2 separate regions of the Homo sapiens genome follow, and region 1 is linked to region 2. The links are chromatin contacts, found by Hi-C or POLR2A ChIA-PET in ENCODE. All regions are on one chromosome and are shown on one strand. Each heading gives the region's core, a stretch centred on a gene start or an enhancer-like site at or near the end of the contact. The rest is flanking DNA. Distances are from core to core; before and after follow the strand shown. Region 1 overlaps LINC02613 (long intergenic non-protein coding RNA 2613). Region 2 overlaps LOC102723739 (a long non-coding RNA gene).

Evidence for each region. A loop is a pair of places that touch in the nucleus more often than their neighbours do. ChIA-PET counts read pairs that join two places held with the same protein, here RNA polymerase II (POLR2A). Pooled maps may share reads with other maps.
Region 1: POLR2A ChIA-PET joins it to region 2 with 12 read pairs in HEK293. The contact joins two enhancer-like sites. A Hi-C loop is called at or near these places in 1 of 50 pooled maps. POLR2A ChIA-PET finds 5 or more read pairs at or near these places in 2 of 52 experiments (HEK293 and activated T-cell).

Annotation. Positions count from the first base shown.
Region 1 is chr2:38,497,248-38,503,799 of GRCh38, reverse strand. The region is part of intron 1 of LINC02613 (long intergenic non-protein coding RNA 2613); the gene reads left to right. Among named protein-coding and RNA genes, the nearest start is that of LINC02613, 15 kb to the left of the region's middle. Within about 2 kb of position 3,811, at least 10 of the 41 ENCODE cell types and tissues checked have a DNase peak (open chromatin) inside an H3K27ac peak, as active enhancers do.
Region 2 is chr2:38,215,205-38,221,669 of GRCh38, reverse strand. All of the region lies in intron 1 of LOC102723739 (a long non-coding RNA gene), which reads left to right. Among named protein-coding and RNA genes, the nearest start is that of CYP1B1-AS1, 87 kb to the right of the region's middle. Within about 2 kb of position 2,865, at least 3 of the 41 ENCODE cell types and tissues checked have a DNase peak (open chromatin) inside an H3K27ac peak, as active enhancers do.

The DNA.
Region 1 (6,552 bases), core at 2,562-5,061, 280 kb before region 2:
AATGGCACCTACTGGAGACCCCAGGAGACCTAAACCTGAGAGCTGGGGAAAGCTTCCTGGGGAAATGACATCTCAACTGAGACCTGAAGGAACAGGACTTAGCCAGGTGCTCTGTGTAGGGGTTGAGGCAGAGTGGGGGTGACTGTTAGGAAATAGAGATTGAAATTATAGACAGAGCAAATAGCAAGGGCAAAAGGAAAGAGCAAGGCCAAGAATGATTTGGAGGGGGAAATACTGGAGTCAAGGAAACTAGGTAAGAGATTGGGAATGAAAGGCATCCTTTGCTTCAGGGAGTCTATGGGAAGAGGCTTTCTTCTTCTCTCTCCCCTTCTCTTTATTTTCTCCTTCTCTCTCTTTTGTTTTCCCCCTCATTAAATACTTTGTGATTCTTCTATGCATTTAGGAGTGTGTTGGTGACTCCAAATGAAGGAGATGGTGGCAGTGGTATTGGGGTAGGAAGTGGTGTGTGGTAGGTAGAATAATGGCCCCCCTAAAGGCGTTCATTTCCTAATCCCCAGAACATGTGAAAATGTTACTTTATAAGACTTGGATTAAGTTAAGGATCTTGAGATGGGGAGGTTATCCTTGATTATCTGGGTGGGCCCAAGGTAATCACAAGAATCCTTAAAAGATGGAAGAAGAGAGAACTTTGTTGAAACTGTAGGGGCCACGGGAAAATTCCCCTTCACTCTCTGAAGGTTTGCTGAAAAATCAACTCACAAATGGCAGATTACTTGGAGAAAAGGCATATAAACATATTTAAGGCTTATTTATTTAAGGCTCTATGTATAACACAAGAGCCTTCAGAATGAAGACCCAAAGATACAGGGGAAATTGTCCATGTTTATGCTTAGGTTCAGAAAAGTATGGACAGCCATGTAGAAATATGATTGGACAAAAAGATTATGATCTAATGCTAATGTAATTTCCTCATGGGTTCTTCTTGCCTGCTGCCCAGAAAAGCCAGTTCACTGAGAACAGCAGGTGTTGCAGCAAAGAAAGAGTTCACTAATCACAGGGCCAGTCAAGCAGAAGGACGGAAGATAATTCTCAAGTCCACCTCCCTGAGAACTCAGAGGCTAGGGTTTTTTAAGGGTAGTTTGGTAGAGGCAGAGCTACGGAATGGGTATGCTGATTGGTTGGGTTGGGAAGGAAATCACAGAGGGTTGAAGCTGTCTTCTTGTGCTGAGTCAGTTCCTGGGTAGGGGGTCACAAGACCAATTGAGACAGTTTCTTGGTAATGGGTTAACTGGTCTGGATGGCACCAGCTGGTTCATCAAAATGAAAGGTCTGAAAGATACCCTCAAACACCAATTTTAGGTTTTACAATAGTTATGTTATCTATAGGAGCAATTGAAGAGGTTACAAATCTTGTGACTTTTGCTTCTGAGGCTGCTTCTGAGACCTTCATTTTGGGATATTATTTTCTGGGCCCCAACAATGCTCTGCTGTTTTCTTTGAAGCTGGAGGAAGGGGCCACAAGCCAAGGAATGCAGGTGGCCTCTGGAAGCTAGGGAAGGCAAGGAAGCAGATCCTTTTCTAAAGCCTCCAGAAGGACCACAGCCCTGCTGACATCTTGATTGTAGGAGTTTTGACCTTCAGAACTATAAGATAATAAACTTGTGTTGTTTTAATGCACTAAGTTTGTGGCAGTTTGTTACAGCAGCAATAGCAAACTATACGAGGTGAATAGGCTCCAGAGTGGTTTAGGAAATAATTTGATTAGAAGGAGGAGATGAGAGAAAGGCCTCCTTGGATTTCTGGGTCAGGCATTAAGGTGAATTGAGGTACCATTCCCTGAGCTAGGGCCCAATGGCGAGGGGATGGCGGGGAGGGCTGGTGATGGCATATTCACTTTTGGACATGTTGGGGTTGCAGTGTCCATGGGAGTTCAAGGTGAAGGTGTCCAGTAAGCACTTGTCTGTTGGGACAGGGGCTGGTCTGGAGGCTGAGGGTGTTCATGGTCATTGAAGTCACAGCCCAGGTGGTGGGGCCATGAGAGTGACATTGAGAGGAAAAGAGAGCTGGGGCCAGAGCCTGACATTTGAGGGAAGATCTCTTTGTAGGTCGGGAAATAGAGCAAAACATGCCTCTGCGGGATTGTTTTTTGCTTTGTAAACTTTTCAACCCTTGTATATTCTTTGCTCCCTGGTGTTTTTTCAAAACTTTATCTTGTGTACAAATGGGCAGATTTCGGTTCTCCACTCCTGGACTATCCCTCTCATTCCTGCTAGTGCCTTCCCGAATACAGAACGCCATTGAGGGGGGGATTTAAACTGTTTCTGGACTCCAGTTGCCTCTCTTGTGACCCTGCTTTCTTTCTTTCTTTCTTTTTTTTTTTTTTTTTTTTTTGAGACGGAGTCTTGCTCTGTTGCCCAGGCTGGAGTGCAGTGGCATGATCTCGGCTCACTGCAACCTCCTCTGCCTCCCAGGTTCAAGTGATTCTCCTGCCTCAGCCTCCCAAGTAGCTGGGATTACAGGTGCATGCCACCACTCCTGGCTAATTTCTGTAGTTTCAGTAGAGACGGGGTTTCACCATATTGGCCAGGCTGGTCTCGAACTCCTGACCTTGTGATCCACCCACCTCAGCCTCCCAAAGTGCTGGGATTACAGTCATGAGCCACTGTGCCCAGCACCTGACCCTGCCTTCTATGCTAGGCTCCTGCTCCCAAGCGTCCTCTGCAGAGGCTCACAAAGACAAGCCTCAGTGCTAGCTCATGATCCCAGCAATCTCCCTGCACGCCACTTCTCCCCACCCTTCTCTGTCCATGTCTTGACCTGTTCCTACCTACTTTTTCCTTGGGTTCTCCTACTCACATTTTGAGTCTTGTTGCTGGCCCCGTCCAGAGGAAGCAGCCTTCCTGACTCTGTACCTGGCATAGCAACCTTAGCTTAATTTTGCCATTTCAGGATTTGAGAACCCCAGGCCCACTCCCCAACTTTTGCACTTACTGTTCTCCCTGCCTAGAACGCACTTCTAGAAGGGACCTCTGAGTTGGCCTGACTCAACTTTCAAAGCAGTGTAGGATTTTTGTACACCAAAGGTAGTTTTGCTTTCTCTATCACATGGATTGTACACAACTGTTTACTTGTTTTCGTCTCTCTTCTTGATCACAAATTCCTTGTGAGCAGGGACCCTGGTTTATTCATCTCGTATCTTCAGCACCTAACATACCACGTGGTTCAATAAATTTTTCTGTTGGACAGAACCCTTCTAGACTGGATCATTATGTCTTCACTCTGACAGCGAGGTGAGCGTGCGTCGGAGGAAGATGTTTTCCTCGCCTGAGTCCTGACAGGCAGTGTACTAATTAGCAACAGGTGAATAGCAGCACGCAACCCACATGCTTCCCTTACATAACACGCAGTCTTCTCCTGCTCCTCGCTGTCTCCAAGCTTTGCACAAGCCCCGGTTGCCTGCTCCTCTGCACCAGAGGTTGCAGGGATCACGCATCTCTTGGCCTCTCTAACAGATACCTGTGCTTGGCCTCACATATCTGGCTCGACAACCTGAGCCAGGCAGCCAGCAGGAAGGAATCGCCTCTGTCCTGGAATGTCTTGGCAGGTCTGGAATCCAGTTAGGGAGAGTGCTAGTTGGAATGTTTGGCTGGGAGGAGCGAGGAGGCTAAGGGATAACTGCATAACTGAGTCTCCAGGGCTCTAAAATCCCATTTTTCCTGGGGTTAGGGAGGAGACTCAGGGTTGAGAAATGCAAGATAATTGAATTTGGAAAGGAAAAGGAGATGGAAAGCATGTGAGCAACCTAGCTGCTGCTGGCGGATCACATGCCGGCCTCTGAGCACTTGTTTCCAAAGGCAAGAGCCAGCTGGTGTAGGTCTTAAGGGTACTTCTCAGTTGCCTCAGACACACAGCTCAGGGGAAGTCAAATGCAGCCGGAGCCCCCCTCCCCACATCTCTGTGTACTGTTTTGCACTCCCCTCAACCTAGAAAAAGAAGGAAGACTGAGTTGATCAAATTACATGCTGGCCCTGCTGTACCTCCTCCTCACCCCCAAGGTTAAAATTGTGGATTCAGTAATATGCATAATAACCCCGGAAACATTGAGTTCTATGGCACAGAAACCTTGTGCATTTCTGCAAAGGCAGTTTAAATACAAAAGCCAAAAATAGACCCATAAATAGCACAAGGGTGAAATATTTAAGACTCTGATAGCTCAATGGGCCTGCCGTTTTGCTAAACAAGTGGTTCTCAAACGAGATCGCAAGAAGGGCTTATTAAAATACAGATTGCTGGCCCTACCCCTACAGATTCTGCTTCTGTAGGTCTGGGCCGGGCAGACCACTGGGTCAGGTTCTGAGATCCCCAGTGATGCTGATGTTGTTGGTCCAGGGAACCTTGCTTTGAGAACTGTCTTTTTTTTTTTTTTTTTTTTTTTTTAAACAGCTAAAGAAACTTATTTAGAGAGAAATACGTAAAACAAATAGACAGAAAAGCTGCTATGTGAAAACCGGGCCTCAGGGCAGTCACAAGCAGAAGCCTGCAGATACTTTACATTGTCCCTTGTGTGGTAGGGTAGGTCACCCTCTCCCAACGGCTTTTCCAAAGGGTACCCTGGGATTCACACCCTTTCCGCTTTGTGGCTCCTACAGTGCCCCTTCCCCACAGTGCCTACTGCATCCAAACTCTTGGTACACAGCTAAGGAAAGGTGAATCTAGGATGCAGTCCACCAAAGACTATGGGATTTAGAGTTTAGAAAGTTCAGCTTGTATAGGCTGGGGCGGGGGTGGCTCACGCCTGTAATCCCAGCACTTTGGGAGGCTGAGGCGGGTGGATCACCTGAGGCCAGGAGTTCGAGACCAGCCTGACCAATATGGTGAAACCCTGTCTCTACTAAAAATACAAAAAAAAAAAAAAAAAAAAAAAATTAGCCAGGCATGGTGGTGTGTGCCTGTAGTCCCAGCTACTTAGGAGGCTGAGACAGGAGAACTGATTGAACCCGGGAGATGGAGGTTGCAGTGAGCCAAAGTCACGCCACTGCACTCCAGCCCGGGCAACAGAATGAAACTCGATCTCAAAAAAAAAAAAAAGAAAAAGAAAGTTCAGCTTGTATCAACCAAAAATATCACCAAGTTATTTCCAAGCCTTTCTAGTTTTCTGTTCCCTTCCATGACCCCAACCCTGTCTTTAAGTCTAGTGACTTTAAAAGCCAATATTTCTCCTTGAGTGATTTCCTCCACTCTTCCCCAAGAACACACATTTCTCTGCGGAAACTGAATTATTGCTTTTGTCCTTAGTTTCCTGGAAGAATCAAGATAATTTTCTGCATGGCCTTCATGTCAACTCTTTTGATTTCACTCCAGTATTTCTCTCTCATAGGCTCTCAATTCTTTCATGGAAACTTCCTGAGTTAAAGTCCGCTACGTCTTCCCCACTCTGAGATTACAGCATCAATTTCATCTCCTCTTGAGAATTCTCATTCCTCGCCCAACCAGCTGCCTTGGCCTACTTTAGACCACTTTGCTGTGAGAGGAAGTCACTCTCTCCCCTGGGGTTAAGCTCTCACTTTCTAGCCATAACCTCACATCTGTCACTCAAGTGCAACCCCTGCCCCACCCCCACTTTCCTCTGGTGGATGAGCATTGTGGTGGAGAGAGGGTGGAGGGATGGGAATAAGTGGGGGTGGAAGATGGGAGAGGTGGAGATTATTTGTTACTGAAACATTCATTTTAGGAAAAATCAGATCCTTGATTTCCTTCCTTTATGCTTAAAAAAAATGCAATTTGGTGTTGTCTTTAATTTGGGGTGAGGTTCCTTAATGGGTCCTGTCTTCATGGTCTCTGAAGGTCTTAATCAGACTGACTGCTGCAGCCCAGCGATCAAATCTTATGACTCCAGGATATTTCAGCGGGAGAACCTTGCACATTGCTTAATGAATGGGCTGTTTTAGTTTTACACTGTTCAAATATTTGCTGAAGGAAAGAGTGAATTATGCTCCATAGGCCTTAGCTTAGCTGGATGGTGGGATTCACAATTACAGTGTCACACCTCACGTAGACTCTACCTCAGAAAACATCTTACATTTAAAAATATTTTTGAGGTTAAAAAAGGCAAAATCTGCAAAACTTTTTTTTTTTTTTTTTTTTTTACCTCCACAAAGAAAACCTCAATGCCTCCTCCCCTCAGCCAAGTATAAAGAGTGTAATTTTCTCCTTGAGGAAAGTGACATAAGTCATCTGACAGGGCCTGCATGATCCGGGTCACTCACTGCAAGTGCTCCGGCAGCATCTTCCTAACACAGAAGCTTCCTGAGATTGCACATTGGCATCCGTTCGTGGTAAGGCTGGAGGATGGAGCTGTGCTATTTCTTACCTTAGGACTTATGAAGCAAGCATCTGTGGAAGCCGGGGTGACAGAGTCCAAGGTTTAGCTTGGGATCTGCTTCAAGGACAAAGACTTTTGTGTCATCTGAGCAAATATTAGGAACTGGTCACTGCTGTGTGCCACTCACAGCTCACATCTGGGTGTTAGGAAATCCAAACCTGCAGCCAAGGCTGTCATTCTGGCTGGGTATGAATGTATCAGCTACAAGA
Region 2 (6,465 bases), core at 1,616-4,115:
CAAGCAGTGGGTGTTGGGAATAGCAGCTTTTGATAAGCCACCAAAAATGCCCTGTTACATTCTTCATCCAGGACAACAGACATCCTTAGGAGTCCAATGAGTATAATGGGTGGACCCTCAGTAAGACCCTGGGTATTGGCTGAAGTCAGAGGTAGTGCAAACATTTTGCTTACTCTTCTTATGTGTACAGAAACCAGGAAAGGCCAGGCATGCATTTCTGGTTCTTCTGTGGGATATAAGGATGCCTAATGTACAATTCAGCTAGATGAAATTGGAAGCCATTTTTTTTTTTTAGGAACATTAAGTGCTCTAAGGCAATGTTCACTTCCATTTTTTGTAATAGCTTCTTTAAGATATAATTCACATGCCATACCATTCACCCACTTAAAGAGTACAATTCAATGGCTTTAATATATCCATGAAGTGGTGCAACCATCACCACAATGAACTTCAGAATAGTTCATCAACTAAGAAAGAAGCTCTGTACACATTAGCTGTCTCCCTCCAATCTCCCCATCCCCCTCAGCCCTAAGCTAATCTACTTTCATCTGTATGTATTTGTTTATTCTGGAAATTTTATGTAAATGGAATCATATAATATGCGCTTTTTTTGTGACTGGCTTCTTTCACTTGTTTTCAAGGTTCATCTATGTTGTAGTATGTATCAGTACTTCATTCTTTTTTATGACCAAATAAAATACCATTGTGCATATATACCACATTTTGTTTATTCATCAGCTGTTGGACATTTGGGTTGTTTTTAGCTATTATGAATAATGCCATTGTGAACATTCACATACAAGTTTTTGTGTAGACCTGTTATTATTCCTTTTTTTTTTTTTTTTTTTTTTTGAGACGGAGTCTCACTCTGTTGCTCAAGCTGGAGTGCAGTGGCGCAATCTTGGCTCACCACAACCTCCACCTCCCGGGTTCAAGCGATTCTCTTGCCTTAGTCTCCTGAGTAGCTGGGATTACAGGCACACACCATGCCTGGTTAATTTTTGTATTTTAGTAGAGATGGCGTTTTGCCATATTGGCTAGGCTGGTCTCAAACTCCTGACCTCAAGTGATCTGCCTGCCTTGGCCTCCTGAAATGCTTGGATTACATGCACGAGCCACCATGCCTTGTCCTGTTTTCATTTCTCTCGGGTATATAACTAGGAGTGGATTTGCTAGACCAAATGGAAAGTCTGTGATTACATTTTTGATGAGCTGTTAGACTGTTTTCCAAAGTGATGGTGCCATTTTATATTTCCACCAGCAGTGTATGAAGGTTTCAATACTTTCACATCCTCACCAACACTTGTTATTATTTGACTTTTTAAAACTACAGCCCTGTTATTGGTTGTGAAGTGGCTATATCATTATGGTTTTGGCATGTGTTTACCTAATGACTAATGACGTTGGACATCTTTTCATGTGCTTATTGGCCATTTGTGTATCTTCTATGGAGAAATACTTGTTCAGTTTTTTTGTCTATTTTCAAATTGGGTTATTTGGCTTTTTATTATTGACTTGTAAGAGTTCTTTATGTATTCTAGGTACAAGTCCTTTATCAGATATGATTTGTCAATATTTTCTCCTATTCCTTGGGTTGTCTATTCACTTTCTTGATGGTGTTCTTTGAAGCACAAAAGTGTTCAATTTTGTTGAGGTCTAACATTTATTTATTTTTTCTTTGATTGCTTGTACTTTTGATGTCATGTCTAAAAATCCATTGCTAAATCCAAGGTCATGAAGATTTACCCCTATGTTTTTTTCTAGTAGTTTTATAATTTAGTCTCTTAAATTTAGATCTTTGATCCATTTTGAGTTCATTTTTGTATACGGTATGAGGTAACTTCCCTTCTGTCAAAGCATCTGGCAGTATTTGCAATCCTAGCTTCTTTGACACTTTGGATTTGGGAGAGAGGGTATGAAGAGCAGAGCCTCTAGCCAACTCACAAGTGACATATAGCGTGAGCAAGAAATAAACGCTTATTGTTTCAGCTGCTATGATTTGAGGGTTGTCTGTTACTATAATATAATTAAGTCTATGCTGATTGATGCAAGCCTCTTATCAGATTCTGTTATATTTGGTTTTATTCTCTCCCACCTTGACCATTGTCCATCTTGTATGCTGTTTGCAAATTTATCTTTCTGAAATATAGTCCCAGTCAGGACACTCTATCATTTACTTAAGCTATTTGGTGGCTTGCAAACTTCTTAGTGTGACATTCAAGGCCCTTAGGATCCTGCTCCAATTGCATTGCCAGAATTATTTCCTTCCTTCATATAATTTTGTTTCAGTCAAAAAGAAATCACTTGCAATTCTCTCATATGTTCTGCTTTCCCTTCTCCACGTTTGTTAATGCTTTTCCCTCCACCTGGAGTGCTTTTTGTTGCTTGCTGGCCTGCGGAGATTCTACTCTTCACCTCCTCGTTGCAGACCGATTTGCTGTAGCTGGGTCCCTTCCTTTGTTGAGGGCTCAATGTGCATGAGATGCACAGATACGACAGTTCCTCACAAATACAGCCTTTCCCCCAACACTTGTCTGGAGGACCCAGAACATAACCTCATCTCATTTTTTTCTCTTCTTTACTTTGCAAAGAGGAGGTGCTCAGTACAGATTTGTTGAACAAACTAAGGAACAAATGAATTCCTGATTTTGCTTCCTGTGTCCTCAAAATAACAGCAGCAGCAGCAGCAGGATCCTTTTCAGTTCATTAACAATCATGTTGCACAAAACAGATGCTGGCGAATAGTAGATGCGCTGCCAAATACATGTGCGCTTCTGGAGTTCTTCATTTTGACAGAAAAATGAGTCCTTGTGTACAGCCACAGCCTTTCCCTGGAAGCAGCCACCTTTATGACAGTCTCCCCATGAGGAGGAGAGGTTCCTCCAAGCCCCAGGGGTTTACAATCCCATGTGATTCCTCGTGAATAGTCCTGCCTGCTGGCAGGGCTGGGGCAGCACAGAGAAGGTCTGGGGACACTGACCCAGAGCAGATGTGTAACAGCTCAAACTGCAAAGCCTCTCAGGAAACCATCAGCCAGAGGCACAACCACAGCCATTGTCTGCTGTTCCCTGCCAAACCTCCACCTTTCCTCTGTCATCTTCATCTCTGATTCCCCAGAGGACCCGTCTCTGACTACCAGACCTCAGCGCTCCCTGGGAAAGGCCCCCAGGGAGGATTTGTCCCTGACTCCTCCTAAACATCCCAAACCAGCTAGACAGAAGGAGCACATTTTAGTAAAGTATTGGGTGTTTTTATAATAAAGCATACGGGGGAAAAAATGTATTCTTTCAGGCGGCCGATAACAAGAAGTAGCTGAGGTGCCTTCACCCTATGAGGGCACAGGGAGAAGGTAGCAGTCTGCGACCTGGAGGAGCACCCTCACCAGGACACGACTTTGCTGGCACCCTGATCTCAGACGTCCAGCTTCCAGACTATGAGAAATAAATGTTTGTAGCTTATAAGTCAAATAAAAAAGAAAGAGACAGAAAGAAAGAAAAGAGAAAGCAAGAGAGCAAGAAAGGAAGAAGGAAAGAAAGAAGGAAAGAAAGAAAAATAAAGGAAGGAAGGAAGGAAAGAAAGAAAGAAAGAAAGAGAGAGAGAGAGAAAGTAGTTGAGTGAGCCTGTGGATCCCTGTAGCTTAATTGGGACTGAATCATAAGACAGGGCAAAACTCTGGGGATGTGTTGCAAAAACATTGACTCTGGGTGCCAGCCTCAGCCCTGTGCCTGTGAGACCTTAGGCAAACTGTGGTTAGTTAATTCCGTTAATTAACCCCCTGAGCCACTGATTCCTTATCCTAAAAACAGGGAAATGCCTACCTCACCCAATCTTCTATTAGGCAAATTAATGAACTAACATAGGGAAATTACTGGCACACGGTGAACACTCAGAAAATATTAGATTCTTTTCCTTTGAAGGAGGCATTGAGGATGGCAAAGAGGCTGCTACTCAGATTCAGGGACCGGCAAAACGAGGACAAATATTGATGGAGTTCCCACCAACTGCGGGAGCCCAGTGTCTGCTGGCTGGTGCAGACAAGCACACAGGCGATTGGAGACAGGGTGATATGGACCATCTGGAGCTTGTGAGCTCATATGTGGGGCACCTACTCTTGGGAGTAGAGGGAAGGGAGGGTTCCAGGAGGGGTCCCTGTAAGCCAGGTTAGAGGATTAGTAGGAATTAACTGGGAAAAGTGTATGAAACAGCATTCTGGACAAAGGGAACAGTTAATATGAAGACTTGGAAGCCAGAAATCCTTGTGAATAGTGGACTGCTGGTAATAAAAATAATAAAAACACCAGCTGTGGACCTACTATGTACTAAGCACTCTGCTAAATGTTTTATATACATTGTTGCCTTAATTTTCACAACAACTCTTTGAGCGATGTATTATTAATCACACTGTTTCACAGAGGAGGAAACTAAGATCCAGAAGCATAAAGGAATCTTTGTAAGATCATGGAGCTTGCAGAAGATGGGGAAGGGCTTTGATCAAGACTCCTTGATCAAAGAGTCATTGCCAGCTCTTGCTCCTAACCACTGTACAGAGCTGTCATCAGTAACTGGTTGTGCCTGAGGAAGTACTTCCTGTAGATGTTGGGGTGGCCACTCCTCTAGGCAAGCCTGTTAAATCAATGGTTAGGTAAACAGAACAGATCCATGAAGCCAGTCTAACTCTGCCCTTACACCCTACCTGGCCACCATGTAGATGCCCATTGGGCCAGTGCAAAACCACTCCCATGATTGACCAAAGAACTACTCACAGGGATGCAGTCCAATAAAGGTGTGTTGTGGGGGGCCTGCCTCCCATGGATGCTAGGCACACAGACTGCCATGTGAATCCTGCCCTCCAGGGTTGTGAGGAGTGGCAGTCTTGTGCCATTTGGATGATCTGGTATGTTGGCATTTGTTGAGAAAGTGAGTTACTGACTAGGTCTTGGAGCTCATTTGTTTTTCAGATTAATGAAGAAAACATCTTTCTTGCATTAGAGTTTGGCCCAATTTGAAACATAGTAATGGCGTTAGGTGATTTGGGAAGGAGGGGTGGATACTGGAGGAGACAGATAGTTGTCATAATTTAAGCAAAAATATTTTCCAGTCTTCAAGTGAGAAGTACATTTGACACATAGAAAACGATTGGTGCTTGTGGAGTTCTATCTATGTTGATACTTTTCTCTGTTAAATTTCCTGCCATTATCTTAAAAAGTAAAGACCCATTATGAACACATGAAAAGATGCTGAACATCACTAGCCATCAGGAAAATGCAAATCAAAATCACAAGGAGATACTACTTTGCACTCAGTAGCATGGTGAGTACAAAAAGGCAGGTCAAAAAGATGGGTAATAGCAAATATTGATCAAGATGTGGAGAAATTAGAACCCTCATACATTGCTGATGGGAATGGGAAATGGTGCAACAGTTTTGGAAAACAGCCTAGTAAATCCTCAAAAGGTTAAACCCAGAGCTACTGCATGACTCAGCAGTTCTACTTCCAGGTATTGCACCCAAGATAAATAAGAACACATGTCCACAAAAACAAACACAAACACAAACAAAAAAACACCCTTGTACATGAAGATTCATAGCAGCATTATTCATCACAGCCAAAATATGGAAACAACCCAAATGTTCATGACTGGTAGATGGATAAACAAAGTGGGGTGTATCCCTGCAATGGAATATTATTTTGCAATAAAAGGAAATAAAATAGTGATAAATCTTGAAAATATTATGCTAAATTTAAAAAATTTGTTACAAAGAATTATGTATTACATGATTCCATTTATACAAAATATCTAGAATAAGCAAATCTGTGCAGATAAAAGGTAGATTGGTGGTTGCCTGGGGCTGTGTGTGGGCTGGGGAGAAATGGGGAGTGACTGCCAATGAGTATGGGGTTTCTTTCTGGCGTGATGAAAGCATTTTAATATTGAATGCGATGTTCATACAACTCTGTTAATACACTAAAACCATTGAATTGTACACTTTCAATGAGTGAATTGTATGGTATGTGAATTACATCAATGAAGTTGTTTAAAATAACAGCTATTATGAGCTATAACCCCCACACATGGGCTTATCAACACACTTTCCTCTCTATTCCATAGTCATTCTCATTATAGCTCCTTGGGGCCAGCAGAAAAGGAGAGTTGTGTTTACTAGATAAGGAAACCAGGCACAGTGGGACTGTGGCAGTTCCCCAAGCTCCATCGTTTTGCAGAAGGTTCATCTGGCACCCTGATCTTCTGGCAACTAGTTCCAGACATATTTGACAGACCTGATTTTCAAGCTATGCTCTATAGAACCTCTTCAAGGAAGGCTCTTGGGTGGGGGGCTGTGGGATGGCGTGGGCATGGACAGGTACAGTTGCTGATCAGGCCAAGCTCTGGCCTCCTACTTAACTTGAATCAAAGCACTTCTGGTTTTAAATCAACGCATTGAGCTCGTGCATATGCTTTCTTTG